2 separate regions of the Mus musculus genome follow, and region 2 is linked to region 1. A link is a loop called in an ENCODE intact Hi-C map of the cell type or tissue named here. Cell type or tissue: gastrocnemius. All regions are shown on one strand.

Region 1 (8,000 bases):
GCTGACCATCGCAGTACTGCGGATTGAACCCAAGTGTCTTTAGGCAAATCCTTCTACTGCTGAGCCCCACCCACAAACCCCACTCCTGACCCCCAAGCCAGTGCTCCACCATTTCCTTCCCTGTTCCTCCATCAGCCTGAGGTCCTCCACAGCCCATGTCTCCTCAAAGACCAGCAAAGAACTCTTCACATTTGTTAGGGACATGAGGGAGCCTGGGCTGGAGAGGGTGTGTGTGGAAGGGGTATTTACAAGGTCAAAGATGTGTCATCTACCCAAAGTCCAGCTAAGGGAGACCCTGATCCTGCTACCCCATCTCCTGACTAAGAGCTGACATATAGTGACAGCTTCTTGAGGCAAGAAATTCATAACTCACCTCCTGAGAACTTCAAGGAGGGACAAAGGCAAGCCTCCAGTAGCCACGCTGGCTCCAGATAAACAGCCAGACCTCTTCGGAGATGCCTGCGCCCTCCCGAGGAAGCTCTCCTCCACAGAGACAGAACTTCCCTTCCCTGGCTCACACACAGCCTCCATTTTGAGTTCAGGCACCCCAGAAAGCTGGTATCACTTTCTTTACAACAGCTCCAGAATCAGAAAGCTGAGCGGGGCCTTCAGTTTCCCCGCAGGCAGCCCACACACAGGTGTCTGCACTCGGCTGTTCACAGCTCAAGGGCCAAATATCTGAGTGTGGGGTGGCGAAGCGATCAAGCAGGAGTGGCCTTGCCCGTGGACCTTCCCAGGTACTGCACGGGGAGTCTGCCTCTCCCACTCTTCCACCCTGGGAAATCGCCGGTTCCTTCGGGCTCCGTTTGCCCTGGGGTAGGAATGGGATCATCGGCCTCCAGCTTAGTTCCCAAGGGAGAAATCTCCTTCCTGCTGTAAAAGATGGAAGGCCAAGGCTCTGCTATCCCTGTTCTCCACAGAGGTAGGGGCTGACTGGGGTCCCACTGTGTTAGTCATAGTGGAAGAGGTCCCCTCCCTAGAAACACACACACACAGACAGACAGAGAGAGAGAGAGAGGGAGAAAGACCTTTGAGTTCTTCTCTGCTATTCACAGGCATACAATATTGAGTAAAGGGCTTCTTGAATCAGGGAGAAGAGGCCCCAAAAATGTTACTGAAATGCTGGCAGGCAACTGGAGGGCCGCTGAATTTGTTTTCTGACCTAAACAAAGAATTGAAGATCCAGGAAAGACAGAATACCAAGCTGCAGGGAAAGAGAAAGTTAACAGCCTCAGTCACTAGGGATGGGAGTCACTGCAGGCTGAGTCAGCTAAACCCTAGGACATTGACTTAGATACTTTATAGCCACCCTGAGCCCTCCCCTTCCCCTACGGTCCAGTTGGGAAACCTACCCACCCTCACATTGCCTCTAAGTTTCTTCTGGGAACAAAAAGGGGCCACTTTCTCTTGCCTAGTCTAAGCTCCTCTAAATCTCCTTCACTCTCAGATATAAAGCCAAGAATAAGATCAGTATAGTATATCATTCTATATACTTTGAATATAGCCCAAGTTGGCCTGCAGCTTGCAATCCTCCTGCCTCTGCTTCCTCAGAGCTGGGATTTCAGTCTGACTTTCCTGAATTTAATGTCTGGGGCCTTCCATGCACCACTTTGCTTGACTCTGCTTTTCAACTCTGACACAGGGTGCTGTCCCCTTGAGTCTCATCACTAGCCCCCAGCGCCAGCCTCCGGTGGCCCACAGGGGTGAGAACTGGGAACGGGTAGCTACCAGGAGCCTGGGCTACTATGCAGATGGCTGGCATGCTGATGGCCCTGGTGCTGGCTGCACAGGCACACTGCTGCTTATGTGTCCCCCCTAGGGACCTCTATAGTGTTTGGTTTGCTCTGTCTCTTGGCGTAGGAATGGCAGCGTCAGCCTCCACCTTCATTCTCAAGGGAGAAATCTCCTTCCCGCTGTAAAAGATGGGAGCCCAAGCCTCTGCTACCATCTGGAAATGCTTAATGATTTTTGAAGAAGGGACCCTGGGCTCTGCAAATAATAGAGTGGGTCCTGGCAGATGCAGTAAACTTGCAGAGTCTGTAAATAAAGCCCAGCAATAGCCACAGCTTTCCAGAAGAGTCTTTGAACTCTCCGCTGAGGGGCAGCTTCATTTCCTTAGGCAGGCTCCTGAGTCGCATGAAAAGTACATTCACTGCATGTGTTATGCTCTTCTCTTGCTAATCTGAGTTTTGGTGCAGGAGCCCCAGCCAATGAACTAAGGTGGGCAGAAAGAAAAGGGAATGTTGTACCTCTAAGTTCAGGCTCCAAGCAGGCAGGAAGATGAGCCCAGGCTAGATCCTCTACCCCACACTGCCCCAGCATTCACTCAACATCAGGGGACCACATGGAAGCCCCACCTATTGCAGAGATGCCCCAGCTACTAGCTAGAAATAGTGTGGAAAAGGCCTTCACTGGGAGCCACCACATATACAAAGTTGCATACGTACACACATGCATATGCACAGACATGCAGCATACACATATGTGTACATACATATACAAATACATGTTAGAACATATTAATGCAGGAAAATTCAACTGTTTGCAAAATAATATGACCAATGGGTCAAACTGTTCCTCTGAATGCTAGCCAGAGCGCCATGTACAGAGACAGCCCAGACCACACAGGGAGAAAGACCCATCAGGTCCACTGGCAGACACACACACACACATACACACACACACTACTGGATCCTAAACACTGCTGCAGAAAAAGACCTAGAAGCTCCAGTTTCCTCTTCTTCCCTCCTCTGAAGCTGGTACAAGGCTCTGCCAATGGTCAGGGCCCCAGACTGCATAGCAGCCCCAGCCCTGGGCTGTCTTTTGCAGGTAGCAAAGCATACTCTCTTTCTGAGTCTCTGTCTCTGTCTCTGTCTCTGTCTCTGTCTCTGTCTCTGTCTCTGTCTCTGTCTCTGTCTCTCTCTCTCTCTCTCTCTCTCACACACACACACACACACACACACACACAGTACCTTAAGGAGAGGGGAGGAGAATGGCAGAGAGTGGTAGGTGGGAGTTCCAGGAGCCTTGGGGCCACACCCACACGGAGCCGCCAGCCTACAGGAAGCAGGTGAAACTCTGACCCCTTTGATGCAGACCCCAGGATGTCGGCAGCTTCTTTGCTGCCAATTACCTGGGAAATAATTCAGCGTGCTCACCCCCTGCATCTCAGCAGACACTCTCTGGGGACATTTTAAGCCTGACTGTACCTGCTGAGCAGCTGACAAATGAGAACTCCCTCTCTCCCCTTCTCCTCTCCAGCTACTCAATCCTTCCTCTGTTTGCTTTTTAAGGCTAGGGGTGGGAAGGGCTGAAAGTGGAAGGAGTTGGTTTGTCCCTTAAATCTCCTGCCTGGGCTGTACTTCTATAATGTGCTGGAACAGACCTGTGCTCCTTAGGGGCCATATCTTTCACTTCCTCCTTAAAGGCAAAGCCAGGTCTTAAGCCCCTGGTTAGCAATCAAGAAGTAGGGATGGACTGGGCGGTGGTCCAGCACCTGGACTGGTGCACACCTTTAATCCCAGCACTTGGGAGGCAGAAGCAGGTGGATTTCTGAGTTCGAGGCCAGCCTGGTCTACAGAGTGAGTTCCAGGACAGCCAGGGACCCTGTCTCGAAAAACGAAGAAGAAGAAGAAGAAGAAGAAGAAGAAGAAGAAGAAGAAGAAGAAGAAGAAGAAGAAGAAGAAGAGGAGGAGGAGGAGGAGGAGGAGGAGGAGGAGGAGGAGGAGGAGGAGGAGGAGGAGGGATGGGGTGAAGGTAGAGAGATGGCTTAAGGGTTAAGAGCACTGATTGTGCTTCCAGAGGACCCAGGTTCAATTCCCAGCACCCACATGGTAACTCACAATCATCTGTAACTCACATTCCAAGGGAGAATGATACTCTGATCTGCTTGCAGACAGGAGCCTAGCATAACTGTCTCCTGAGAGGCTTCATCTAGAATCGCATGGAAACAGATGCAGAGACCCACAGCCAAACATCAGGGGGAGCTCAGGAGGTCTTGTGGAAGGGTTGGGGATAGAATTGAGGGGGGCTGAAGGGGGCAAAGACACCACATGAAGACCTACAGAGTCAACTAACCTGGCCCCATGGAGGCCCACAGAGACAGAACCACCAACCAAAGAGCACGCGGGGACTGGACCCCTCCACATCTGTAGCAGATGTGTAGCTTGGTCTTCATGTGGGTCCCCTAACAATTGGAGCAGGGGCTGTCTGTCTCTGACTCTGTTGCCTACCACTGGATCCCCTTCCCCTAGTTGGATTCCTGGTCCAGCCTCAGTGGGAGAGGATGTGCCTAGTCCTGCTTCAACTTGATGCCTCAGGGTGGGGTGGTACCCAAGGGTGGCTTCCTCAAAGGGGGTAATAAGAGAGGGGTTTGTGAGGGGGTGGCGGGGGGTGCTGTGATCTGGATGCAAAATAAATAAATAAATGGAAAAATTCCAAGGGGGATTCAATACCTTCTTCTGACTTTTATGGGTGTATACACACACACACACATACACACACACAAGCAAAAACACCCATACACATAAAATAAAAATAAGTAAATCTTTTTAAAGAAAAAAATATGGCTGGATGGATGACAAGTGACCAACATTGAGCAGATGGATGAAGAGAACCGTGGTGGATATTTTGTGTAAACCAGTGCACTGACAGACATCTGAGAGAATAGACAGGAGAAATGTCATCCCATTGGAAGGAAGGGTGAATGCACAGACAGATGTGTAGACCAACAGAAAAACGCCCACATGCTGGCCAAGCTGTTTACCACGTCTAGGGGAAAGCCAGATTGTAAGCCCTAACCTGCACTTCCCATAAGCTCTGGATCCCCAGTCCTAGGTTCACTGAATTCAAAAAAATCCAAAAGTAGCCCCAAGAAAGAGCTGGTCTTGAAGAAAGCTCCATGGGCATTAAAGACTTAGTCCCTTGGCCTCAGTGAGCCAAGTCTCCAAAGTCTCCAAAGCAGCCCCGACCGGAGCAGGAGTAACAGCTCTGGCCTGATTGCACTGAAACTGCCCACCAATCCAGCTGGCCTCTCTCTGAGCTGGGACAAAGCTGAGGGGTTCCCCATAGTGCTGTGGAAGGTGTGGGGCCAGCCTCAGGCCTCATCTACCCCTCCCTTCACTCCTCTTGATAATGAGTAGCCCTGGCTGATTTCACAGGTGAGGATTAATCTGTTTACTTCACATATGAGCTAGCCAACCCTAAACATAATTGCAGATCTGAATGCAAATTCATTCAGCAGACACATAGTCAAACCAGTTACTCAAACGTGCTGTAGCTGCTCCTTCCCCACGAGTGCTCTACAGCCAAGTGGCCTGTGACCTTGAGTTTCCTGTTAAATGAAGGAAACCCTAGCCCTGCGTAAGTGGGTCTTTGGAGTATCCCACCCTCAAGCTAGAGGGAGGATGCTATCTGATCCCCTCAGGGGCAAGAATGGAGGAAAATCCCTTCAGCCAAGTCCTGCCTCAATCGCCATAGATCTTTGTGCTGAGTTGGGACCCACTCTGGAGGGAAATCAACCAGACTTTGTGTGGAGTGTATGTGTGTGTGTGTGTGTGTGTGTGTACATATACATGTGTGTGCTCATGTATGCCGATGACCACATATCAGAGCACATGCACATGTGAAGGATCTGCATCCATGAGGATGACACTTGATGTCTCCCTCCATTTGTGTGTGTGTGTATATGTGTGTGTTCATGTATGCCAATGACTACACGCCAGAGCACATGCACATGTGAAGGATTTACATCCATGAGGATGATGCTTGGTGTCTTCCTCCATTGCTCTCCACCTTAGTTTTGAGGAGTCTCTCTCTAAACCTGCAAATCACCAGGCTCGGCTCCCTGGCTAGCTAGCAATCCCCAGGGGTCCTCCTGTCTCTGCCTCTTTAGCACTGGAACTACAAGCATGTGCCACCACACCCAACTTTTACATGTGTTCTAGGGTTCAACCCAAGTCTTCATGCTTTCATGCCTCATTGCCAAATGAGCCTTCTCTCTAACCCTGCCAGCCAGACTTTTTAATAAAGACTTAAGGTTTATTGGCACAAGCATGCACACAGATCTGTGCCCACATGTGAAGGCAGAAGTGGATATCCTCTGTCTCTGTACGCCTAGTCCTTTGAGGCAGAGTCTCTCTGTAAACCTGGGTCTCTCTTTCCTTGAGTAGGCTGGAAACCAGTAAATCCCAGTGATCCTCCAGGCTCCACCCTGCTCAGAGCTGGAGGTACAGAGTGGACTCCAGCACCCCTCCAATAACCTAACTTGCTCTCAGTAGTTCCATTTACCTGGACACCAAGCCTTCAACATCAACTTTTGGGAGGAACACTTAAGAGTCAAACCATAATACGCCATCTCCTGAAGGTTCTAAACTTGTCAGACACTGAGCTCAACCTCCTTAGCCTTGCTCAGTTCACTGGTCCAGTGTCTGCGCTAGAGTCCTCTAGCCTTCTGGAACCTTCTCCCCATTCTTGCCAATGGCTTTGCCTTCCTTGGACACAATCTCACTCACATGCAGCTGTCAATCCCAGCATCTCATTGTCACCCCTGCCTCCACCAATCCATCAGAGGGAGCCCTATGGATCTCCACTGTACACCTACCTCCGGACTAGTAAGAAACCAAAAATAAAGTGCCCCCTGGCCTCTCCCTCAGCCCCTTCTTACTGTGTTCTAAGTCCCCTTTCCCACCACACATCTGCTGGCCACATCTCCCACTTACCTAGGTCCCTTTTAGGGCGGGAAATACTACTGCCAGGCCTGGAGATTGCCAAGCTGAAAATTCAAACAGCTAGGGATGGAATGGGCTCCAACAGTGTCAGCTAATGGAAATAACAGGATGATAAATAAGTCCAAGGGAAGAGTGATTTCCTTATAGCCTGCTTGGCTCAGAAAACACTGACTGTAGTAGAAATTGGAGGAGTCAGAGCCGAAACCTAGGAAAAGGAACACAAGCTTCCAGCCTGCCGCTGGTATTGTGGTCTCCAGACATGAATGACAGAGAGTGTTGGGGGAGCCCAGGCTGAGTGCACAGCTGGCCCCAAGGAGACATGTTCCCCCTCAGAGTCCCAGGCTACCGGCTAAGTGATGAGACTGCAGGTCACGGGCGGAAGCCATGGCCCCAGTCAGGACAGCTCACACATGGCTCTTTTCCCCAGCTCCGAGAATGACTCAACGTCAGACAAGTAACTTAACCTCTCAGAGCTCAGCTTTCCAGAAATAACAATAGTGAGGGCGACGTGAAGTAACCCATGACACACACTCAGGGTGGTGCACAGGAATGGCAGCTGTTGGGCTGCCCAGCCTCGACACCCTCTCCATCTGTGCCTGCTCCCATAAGCAGAGGGCACAGAACAACTGTTGGGGCCCAGTGCACCACAGCTGGAGGTGCCGGGCACTGCAGCGGGAATAGGAATTGAATGCAGGACCCTGAGAACACTTAGGACACCAGGCCTGTCTCAGAAGGACAGCTCAGAGTCATACAAAGCATTCATTCTGGGGGACTCAGCCTGACCCCCTGCCTCTCCCCAGCTGCTATGCACCTAAGCGGTTTCTCTAATCTCTAAGGCTTTCAAATAATTGGAAGTTATTATTTCCCTCACCCATCTGGATTTTGTTTGGTTTTATGATTCCCTTTTTAAAACTATTTATATATATTTGTATTTTGTGTGTGTGTGTGTGTGTGTGTGTGTGAGAGAGAGAGAGAGAGAGAGAGACAGACAGACAGACAGACAGACAGACAGAGACAGAGTGAGAGAAAGAGAGAGAGATACCACTATGACAGACAGAGAACAAGTTGCCGGAGTCTGTTGGCTCCTTCTACCACATGGGATTTGGAGATCAGGTTTGGCAGCAATACTCTTTCTCTGCTGAGCCATCTCACCAGCTCCTCTGGTTGCTTTTTAGGTTGTTTTATTGAAGAACACCTCTTTCTTTTTGTGCTGAGATTGTGCCCAAGGTCTTGTATGCACTCAGCCCTGAGCTGCACCCCAGGCCTTCTTAG
Region 2 (8,000 bases), 64 kb before region 1:
CTAGTGGAAATCCAATGTGGCTGAACTGTAGAAGTGGAGAAAGCAAGGCTGTGGAGCAGGAGACAGGGAAGAACCAGAGGCCAGTGGGGGTGAGGGAGTCCATCCTGAGCACCCTTCACTGTGCAAAACGGGGTGGTCTTCATCCAGATGCAACAGGAGGCTTCTGAAGTCTCTTAAGCTGGCAGACGTAAGAGCAATGGCATGAGTTCAGGAGACTGTGTGTCATGAACCAATTGGGGGGTCTCGCTGTATAAGGGACACAGGCTGTGGGGCCCATGGTATAGGCTAAGGCATGGTGGTGACTGAGGCTTGAAGTTCCTATGGAGGAATTATTGAGTTGGGGGTGGGGAGGGTAAGGAGGTAGGATCAGGGTGCCTGCTCGGTTGGGGCAGTACTAAAGGAACTTGTGCTATTTGCTGAGGAAGATGTGCTGGCAAAGGGCTCCATCATACATTGTGGGAATAACCTTCCTTGTTCCCCACAACAGGGCACAGGTTATCTGTTGCCACTGATGTAGAGGGAGGAAAAGTAGAGCTAAGAGGAAGTGCAAGTCCAAGGCTGCCTCCGAAGGGCACAGTCTGCATCTGGCCTGTGCTCTACTGTCTGGCCCCTTCCCTGGGTTCTCGGGGCTGGACCACATATCTGCAAAGGGATGAACGGATGGGTTAAGAATAGCGACACAAGGCACACAGTCTGGAGGCTTCCTGTGACTTCGTTAGTGCTCAGATGTATTTTCAGGCTGCCAGGTACACGAGCAGCGGGGACCCCAGGAGCCAGTGTCCCATTGCAGAAGGCGATCCTACTCATGGAAAGCCAATGGCTTCCCCCAGGCCTAAGGCCTTCTTGCCAGGTGGAGAGGCCGGCTTGCTCTTTCATGCACAACCTTTCCTTCGTTCTTCCTTTTAAATACTGGCTGCTTAATTTTCTGTATTGGAATCCGAAAACAAAGACCAAACTCATAAAGGAAGATGGAAATGTCTCATTATTTCCCTCTTGATCTGAGATTTAATAGAGCAGCAATTCTGTACTATTTGAAGTGGAGCATCTTATCTTTCCGTAGCCCCAGGCTCTAGAGAATACCTGGCTCCCTGACAGCCAGGCGTGCTTTAAGCTTGTGAATATGGCTGGGTGGTGCCTGCGACTCACTGTAGCTTCATCAGTGGTGGCTGTAGCTTGGCAGGGCAATAGGGTTGTGCACACATGGGTGGGTGTGTCCCATCCTGCCACCTTTCTGATGCCTTACAGAAAACTCTAAAAGGCAAAGAGTCAGGGAGACAAACACCAAGATGGTGCTCACTGTCACCCTTTCTACCGGAAGGAGGATGGGAGTGGCTTTCTCTCCACCTGCCTACCCACAGTTCTGGTTTGAACCTAGGGAGCAAGCCGCACTGAGTTCTCTGCTGTGGAGAAGCAGGGATCCCATACCCCAGCACGGATGGGCCATCTGCCCCTCTTTCCTCCCACTACTCCGGGCTGGGGCACACCTACCGTCTTCAGCCTCACCATGGAGGGGGACTGCATGCCACATCTGTCCAAGTGGAGGACAGAAGAGTTATTGTGAGCTTTTTCCTTATTTCCCCCACCCCACCCCTGGCCCCACAGCATGGATGCACCAACCATCAGATGATTTAATAGGACATGCAAACCCCACCCTTTCAAACCCCAATTTAGGGGCCAGTGAGATGGCTCAGTCAGTAAAGGTGCTTGCTGCCAAGCCTGGTGACTTTGAGTTCAGTCCCTGGAACCCACATCGTGGAAGGTAAAGTTCTCCTCTGACCTCCACACACAGTACAGAAGTGTTAAAATGGCTTTTTTTTGTTTGTTTTTTTTTTGTTTTGTTTTAATCTCACTTAACGTCCCACCCCACCCCTGACACACACACTGATTGGTGTAGCTATCACCTTTGGCATGGTGACTCCTGGGGAAGCCATAACTCATCATCAGGTTCACAGTGCTACCTGGCCCTGTTTGTCCATGTGTGGCATCCAATGACCTGTGCTCTGTTCTAAGGGCATTGCATACTCGGTGGGCACAAGGATGGGCAAATTTTGCTGAGCAAATATTCTATCATTGAGCCTTTTCTCTGGTCCCTAATCCCCCTTTAAATTATCATCCATGACTGCTAGATACTACACCAAATGATGCAGAGCTTGAGGAGACTCTCATAGGCTTTTAGAGCAGGATGCAACAGGTGCCGCTAATAAAACAGTGCTGGGCGTCGGCTGAGTGCCTTTTATATACTGCTTGCTTTTCATGTGAATCTCAAGTTAATCTTCAAAAGGATGGATGGTGAACTCATCTTAGACATAAGAACATCTGAGGTTTGGACCAGATCGGGTAGCCCCATCCAAGGGCTTACCCCAATTTGCCCCAATCAAAGCCTATGTCCGAGCATCACTGACAGCAGGAAACAGGGTCAGGGTTATATGGACATCAAGTTGGTGGCTGAGTGCTGGGTGGTATAGGATGGCACATAGATGACTCCCAGAAATTCCAAGGGTCCTCACCATGCAACAGCAGAGAGAGACCCATGGTGGGAAGCCACTATGGACCAAATATTTGTGTCCCCTAAACCTATATTCTGATGCCCACACCCAATAGGATACTTGGAGGTATGGTCTTTGGAAAGTGACTTGAGTTAGAAGCAGTCACAGGGTTGGGCCCATACAATGGGACCGGAAACGTCATAAGAAGAGGAAGTGGCCAGAGCTCTGTCATCTGTCACATGGGAATATTCTAGAAGGCTGCCATCCGTTGGCCTTTCAGGCCTCCAGCACTATGGAAAACAGCTTCTGTAGCTTCAATCAAGAACTATGGTCTTTTCATCATATCAAACTGATCCAACCTAGATAGGGCCTGATGCTGCACTGTCCCCTCCCCCTAGGGACAGTGACCATTGGGCTGCTGGGTGGTTTGCAGGGTGCTAGTGGAGGCTGCTAGGCTGAGAGAGAACTCAGGACAGAACCAGACTGGCCAAGAATCAGTGTTGGAGCATGTATAAGTTTGTCCCAGCTATACCCCCATCCTCAGGGGACCCTGCTCTTAGAATCAGTCTGTGCTATGTCACTGGCCAATTACTTAGAGCCTTCAGCCATGTCCTAGGTCCCTGCCGGAACAGAACCAGCCCTCTGTTGCTGTGGGTAGCATGGGGCACCTGGGGAAAGGGCTCGATTGTTCTTCTGAACTCTGGAAGGTGACCCCATTTGGTGGCTCTCAAGCTGAGCAGTCTGCAGGATCTCGGAGTCTCAATCACTCCATGTCTTCACAGAGATCACGTGACACACATCACCCACCTCCTCCACACACTGTTGCTGGGGTCACTGTACCTGGCACACATGATTGCTCCATAAATGGTGGCCACTGGTATTTTTATCACACTTGATTTTCAAGAGCATGGTCTCATTCAACAGCCTTGGGAGGGCAGAGTGCTCTGTGTTACAGGGCAAAGTGTAAAAAAAGGCAGTAGAAACCTCTGGCCTCTCTGAGGCCTACACCAGAGGTGGTGGCCTATAGTCTAGGAGATGAGCTGCTAATTCCTGGGAAGGCTTACTATGCCCTACCTGTAAATGGTCCAAAGGCAGGGCTAACAGTTTGGTAGCTGCCTCTTCCTTCAAAAGGCCCAGAGAGCTGAGAGCACACCCAGGGAGCACTCCCAGGGAGCATCTCCAAGGAGCATCTCCGAGGAGCAATGGGCAGCTCTGAGAGGACACTCCCTTACGTGCTTGGCCACAAACACCAAGAACCTAGCTAGGACTTTCCTGAGAGCCAGTAAGGAACCCCCTGTGCTGCCTGGAACCTGAGAAGGGACCTTGCTGCCAGCTCCGAGAAACAGGGCCTTAGAGCAGATTCCACTTTGTTTAGAAAAACCAGAGAAGTGACTTTGGATGGTGGCCAACCCCTGCCCACACACATGCATCATTGCTTCCCTTCTGAGTGTGCCGGCTCCCGCCATTCCTGCAGAGCACAGGCTTGGCCGCCCAACCAGGCTGGTAATACACGCCTGGGAAAGCCAAGTTGGTGACATTTCTCTCTCCACGGAGAGATGTGTCTCTTGCTCAGTTGGCAGTCTGCAGCAAAGGCCAAACAACAGATCCACCCTTCCCTCGGTCCCTGTAGGGACAGGAGCCTCTGTAAATCCCTCAGGAAAAGCCACCATTTTTCAATCACATGCCCCTGGTAGGCTGAGAACCAGTCTCAGCCTCAACAAATCCACCTCTGCCTCCCAGGGTTTATCCTGGCCTTTCTTGCCATTGCTTGTTGCTGGGCCTCTAGGGAAAGCAAAGTATCAGTTTAGATGTTAAGAACTTAAACAATTGAGGAGGAGGAGAAACACTGGAGTCCTTGATCTGGCTATTTATGTCTGGAAGGTAAAGGTGGGGGGGGGGGTGTGCAACAGAATCATTGCTTAACCAGTTCTCCCTTGCCTCAGACCCTGGGTAAGGTCTCAGGTCTCTCCACACCATTCGCTCCTGACCTGTGCAGGGGCCTTACCACCTTACTGATAAGGTCCTGGAATCCTTGCTTGAGAAATGTGGTACCAAGCACGAGCTTAGGCGGCTGTTCATGTGTCTCTCCATGGCCCCTAACCTGTCAGGCACGCGTGGGAGTGTTTCTGGCCTGCTCCTAAGCAAGTGTGTACTTTCTTTGGGAGAGGATCGCATTTCCCACCCACATCTGCAGGTAGCCGCAGTCCTCTGCTGGAAGGCAGCGTCTTTGATGTTGGCTTGGATTCTCCCCAGGTATTAGGCATTTGGGTGATTTCCAGTTCTTTGCTGCTGAACATGCTGGTGCTGTGGAGCTGACTAGCTGATATTTTTCCCCCGTTAGCTGATTTTGATGTGGTCCTTACAGGACAGAATTATGGGATGTGCAATCTGTAACATGGAGATCCATGCAACTAGATTGCAAAGCCATCCAAAGATTCCTAGATTAGCTGTGTTCTGGGAGCCCTGTCCTTAACTCAAAGCAGAACCTGTCCTCTTAGAAGGTGCCAGAGTAGCTCTTGTGGCTCACTGCCTTGCCTCCGCAGCCTAGGAGAAAGCAACCGAAATACTGACACTCACGTGTCTGTCCTCTCTCTCGTAGAAAGTCTGCACCAAGTGTGGGATCGAGGCTTCCCCCGGCCAGAAGCGGCCCCTGTGGCTGTGTAAGATCTGCAGTGAGCAGAGAGAGGTAGGGATCCTGAAGTGGCTTGGGCTTGGGTGGGGCAGGGTGGATGGACCAGGGTGGAGCCAGGTCCACTAGCATTGGGTGCTGACAGGAACTTCTCGGAGGGAAGGTCACAAGGAGGACTACGCAGGGAAAAGAAAACCTCCCGGCCTGCTGGTCCCTTGCTGGTATAGAGGTGAGCTTTGCAGAGTAAGCTCTGGTTTTGTGCTTTAGGGGCCTGTGGTTTCCATGGGTAGCCTCCCCGTGAGTAATAGTAACCCCTGAGTCAAGTGTCTTCTGAGCATGTGACACTACGACAAACTGCTCACCTCTGCCCATCCATTTCCCCTTTGACGTTTCACCTGATGGGGAAACACCTAAGGCTAGATAACCTGTGCGTACTGAGCTAAGGGTGAAGGAGGTGGGCTGGCAACCAAGTGAAGCCAGAGCCTGCCATGATGCTGCCACCCAGCGTCCTTCCTAGTGCCAATGTTCTGTGGGTCCAGTTTGGCCCCTTTCTGGGGGAAATAACTCATGCTTGGGGGTTGATAAAGCCCGTGGGGTGCCAGCAGATTTGTAGGCAGACCCTTGAACTGCTTCTCCTCACCCCAAGCCGGCCAAGGCAGGCAGCATCGGGGGAGCCAGGGTAGGCAACAGGGGCAGCAGGACAGAGGGAGCCATTAGCTTACAGAGACGGTCTTGCTTTTAGTTATTCTGCCTGGTATTTCTCATGTGTTTTTCATAGAATGCTTTCTATTCTGGAAAATTTCATCCCATCCCATCCCATCCCATCCTCCTCCTGGGCATCATATGTTTTAAAACTCCCCCAGGCCATCCTCTGTTGCACTCGTAGGTTCTTTGGGAGTTCCTGTCACTGGGTCCCGAGTTCCTCAGGGCAGAGCCAGGCATCCTGGTGTGTAGTGAGCTTGGGAACACACCCCAGTCCTGCTGTGTGTGCAGCTGTCCACTCCCCTCAAACACTCTCTCTCTCACATGTTCCTGCCTTGGGACCGCGTCCTGCTGTGCGCACCCCCCTCTCCCAGGTGAGAAACCCTCTCTCTAGTTTCAGTTTTAGTGATTTGGCTGTCTGGTCTAGACTAGTCTGTGGTCCTCTACCTCCTGTGGGATGCTTTAAGTTCTCATATATAGAAAGACTAATCTCCCAGCTGTCTCCACCTACTACTGGGCGCTGAGCTCCCCCGGCAGCGCATTTGGATGCTCAAAATAGTTAAGTAGCTAGGCACATTGACACACACCTGTGATCCTAACACTCAGGAAGAGGCAAGAGGATAGCAAGGTGGAGGCTAGCCTAGACCACCTAGCAAGCTTGTGTGTGTGTGGTGTGTGTAATGTGGTGTGTGTGTGTGTGTGTGTGTGTGGTTTGGTGTGTGGTGTGGGTATGGGGTGTGTGTGTATGTGTGTATTTTAAGAGTAAGTAGTTTGAACCTCTGATCTACTGAGGTATACATCTTGGTTTTGAGTGCAGTCAAGCTTACATGTTGTTTTTAAAATATTTCCATCTGTCATTGCTGTGTGTCATTTAGATGACAGAGGCAAGGCCTTGAAGTGTCATTTAGACCTGCCTGGAGGGCCCTTGTCCCCACACGGTGATAATGATGGCCCTTCATAGACTGGCTGGGAGGTTGGGGGTGGCAAGCATACGACTGCCTCACACTACATAAGTGTTAGAGGCTGCCCCTTCCTCACAGCCCACTCTTTAGCTGAGGTCTCTCTTGTCACCAAGGGACCCCTTTTAAGGTACAGATAAGTAGCTGGGTGGTGGTGGCACACCCCTTTAATCCCAGCACTGGGAGGCAGAGGCAGGCTGATCTCGGTGAGTTTGAGGCCAGACAGATTTAAAGACAGACCAGGACAGCCAGCAAATGGTGAGACCTTGGAGAAAGAGACAGACAGAGGGACAAAGACAGAAAGAGGGAGCGAGAGCACTCAGATATAAGCAAGGAGGACATTTTTCTACATAGTCTGATGAAGAACTTCTCAGGATGAAATACTGCTCACATGTGAACCGGGATGTTAGAGGTCAAGGGAAAGAAAAAGGAAAGAAAGTGGATGGAAGAAAGGAAGATCCCACCACCTGGATCAGCACATGCCTTAAAAGTCAGGAGCTCCCGGACTTAGGGAGGGCCTCTACCAGCCCATTCTAATCTCTAGAGTGTCCCATTTCCAGAAAAGTCTGAAATAGCTTCAGATGAATTTTCTTATCTTTCCTAAGGCAAAGAATGCGAGGCTGTGCATTATGCTATCAACTTGTCCTTGAATCTTTAGGAGCCGATAAAGCTTAGCAAGATCAAAAAGGTCCCCCTCTGTGGCTCCAGGAAGCGATTGCAAGGCTGCCCGGCCGGCTTGCTGCACTCAGACAGGGTCCTGAACATGAACGTGGTTCACCATCTGTGGGTGCCACGCCCATAAGCTGGAGTCTGCTGTCTGCTTGGGCAGGGAGTGGGGGCAGGGCAACTGGTTTCCTAATGCCCTTTTTCTCTCTTCAAGAAATATCTAATCATAACAAAGAGATAGTGAGGGAGAAGGGACATTTAACGTGCTGTGTTTTAAGCACTGAGCATAGCTGATTTGGAGATTCTGAGGGGAATTTGGAGTTGTGTCTCACGTCGGAGAGCAGATTGTGACAGAAGAACTTGGGTTGCTGATGGACACTCTTGTGCCGCTACCTCCCCCTAACCTCCCCCCCCCCCCCCCCCGGGGCACTCATCTCTATCTCCTCCTGGCTAGCTTCCATCAGCCCTGGCTGTAATTGCAAGTCATTTCTCTCAAGTGGGTCGAATGTGGGCTGAATGTCCTAGAGTGAGCAGAGCAGCTCGGTGTTACTGTCTGTC

What was found. Hi-C counts contacts between places; a loop is a spot of excess contacts. Peaks named below come from ENCODE experiments on the same cell type or tissue, not always from the same donor. Only the 100,000 strongest peaks of a DNase experiment are listed, where the experiment ranks them.
Region 2: it touches region 1 in a loop (2.1-fold over the local background); 2 of 42 quality-filtered maps call a loop at or near these places.

What each region holds. Positions count from the first base shown.
Region 1 is chr11:75,812,514-75,820,513 of GRCm38, reverse strand. The region is part of intron 1 of Gm12339 (predicted gene 12339); the gene reads right to left. Among named protein-coding and RNA genes, the nearest start is that of Doc2b, 20 kb to the right of the region's middle. In gastrocnemius, a CTCF peak has its summit at 7,369; no DNase peak of the experiment used is centred here; H3K27ac peaks cover 994 bases.
Region 2 is chr11:75,876,121-75,884,120 of GRCm38, reverse strand. Rph3al (rabphilin 3A-like (without C2 domains)) reads left to right here. Exons shown (of 8, transcript NM_029548.4): 4 at 5,086-5,172. Among named protein-coding and RNA genes, the nearest start is that of Rph3al, 31 kb to the left of the region's middle. In gastrocnemius, no CTCF peak of the experiment used is centred here; DNase peaks (open chromatin) are centred at 3,922, 7,570 and 7,909.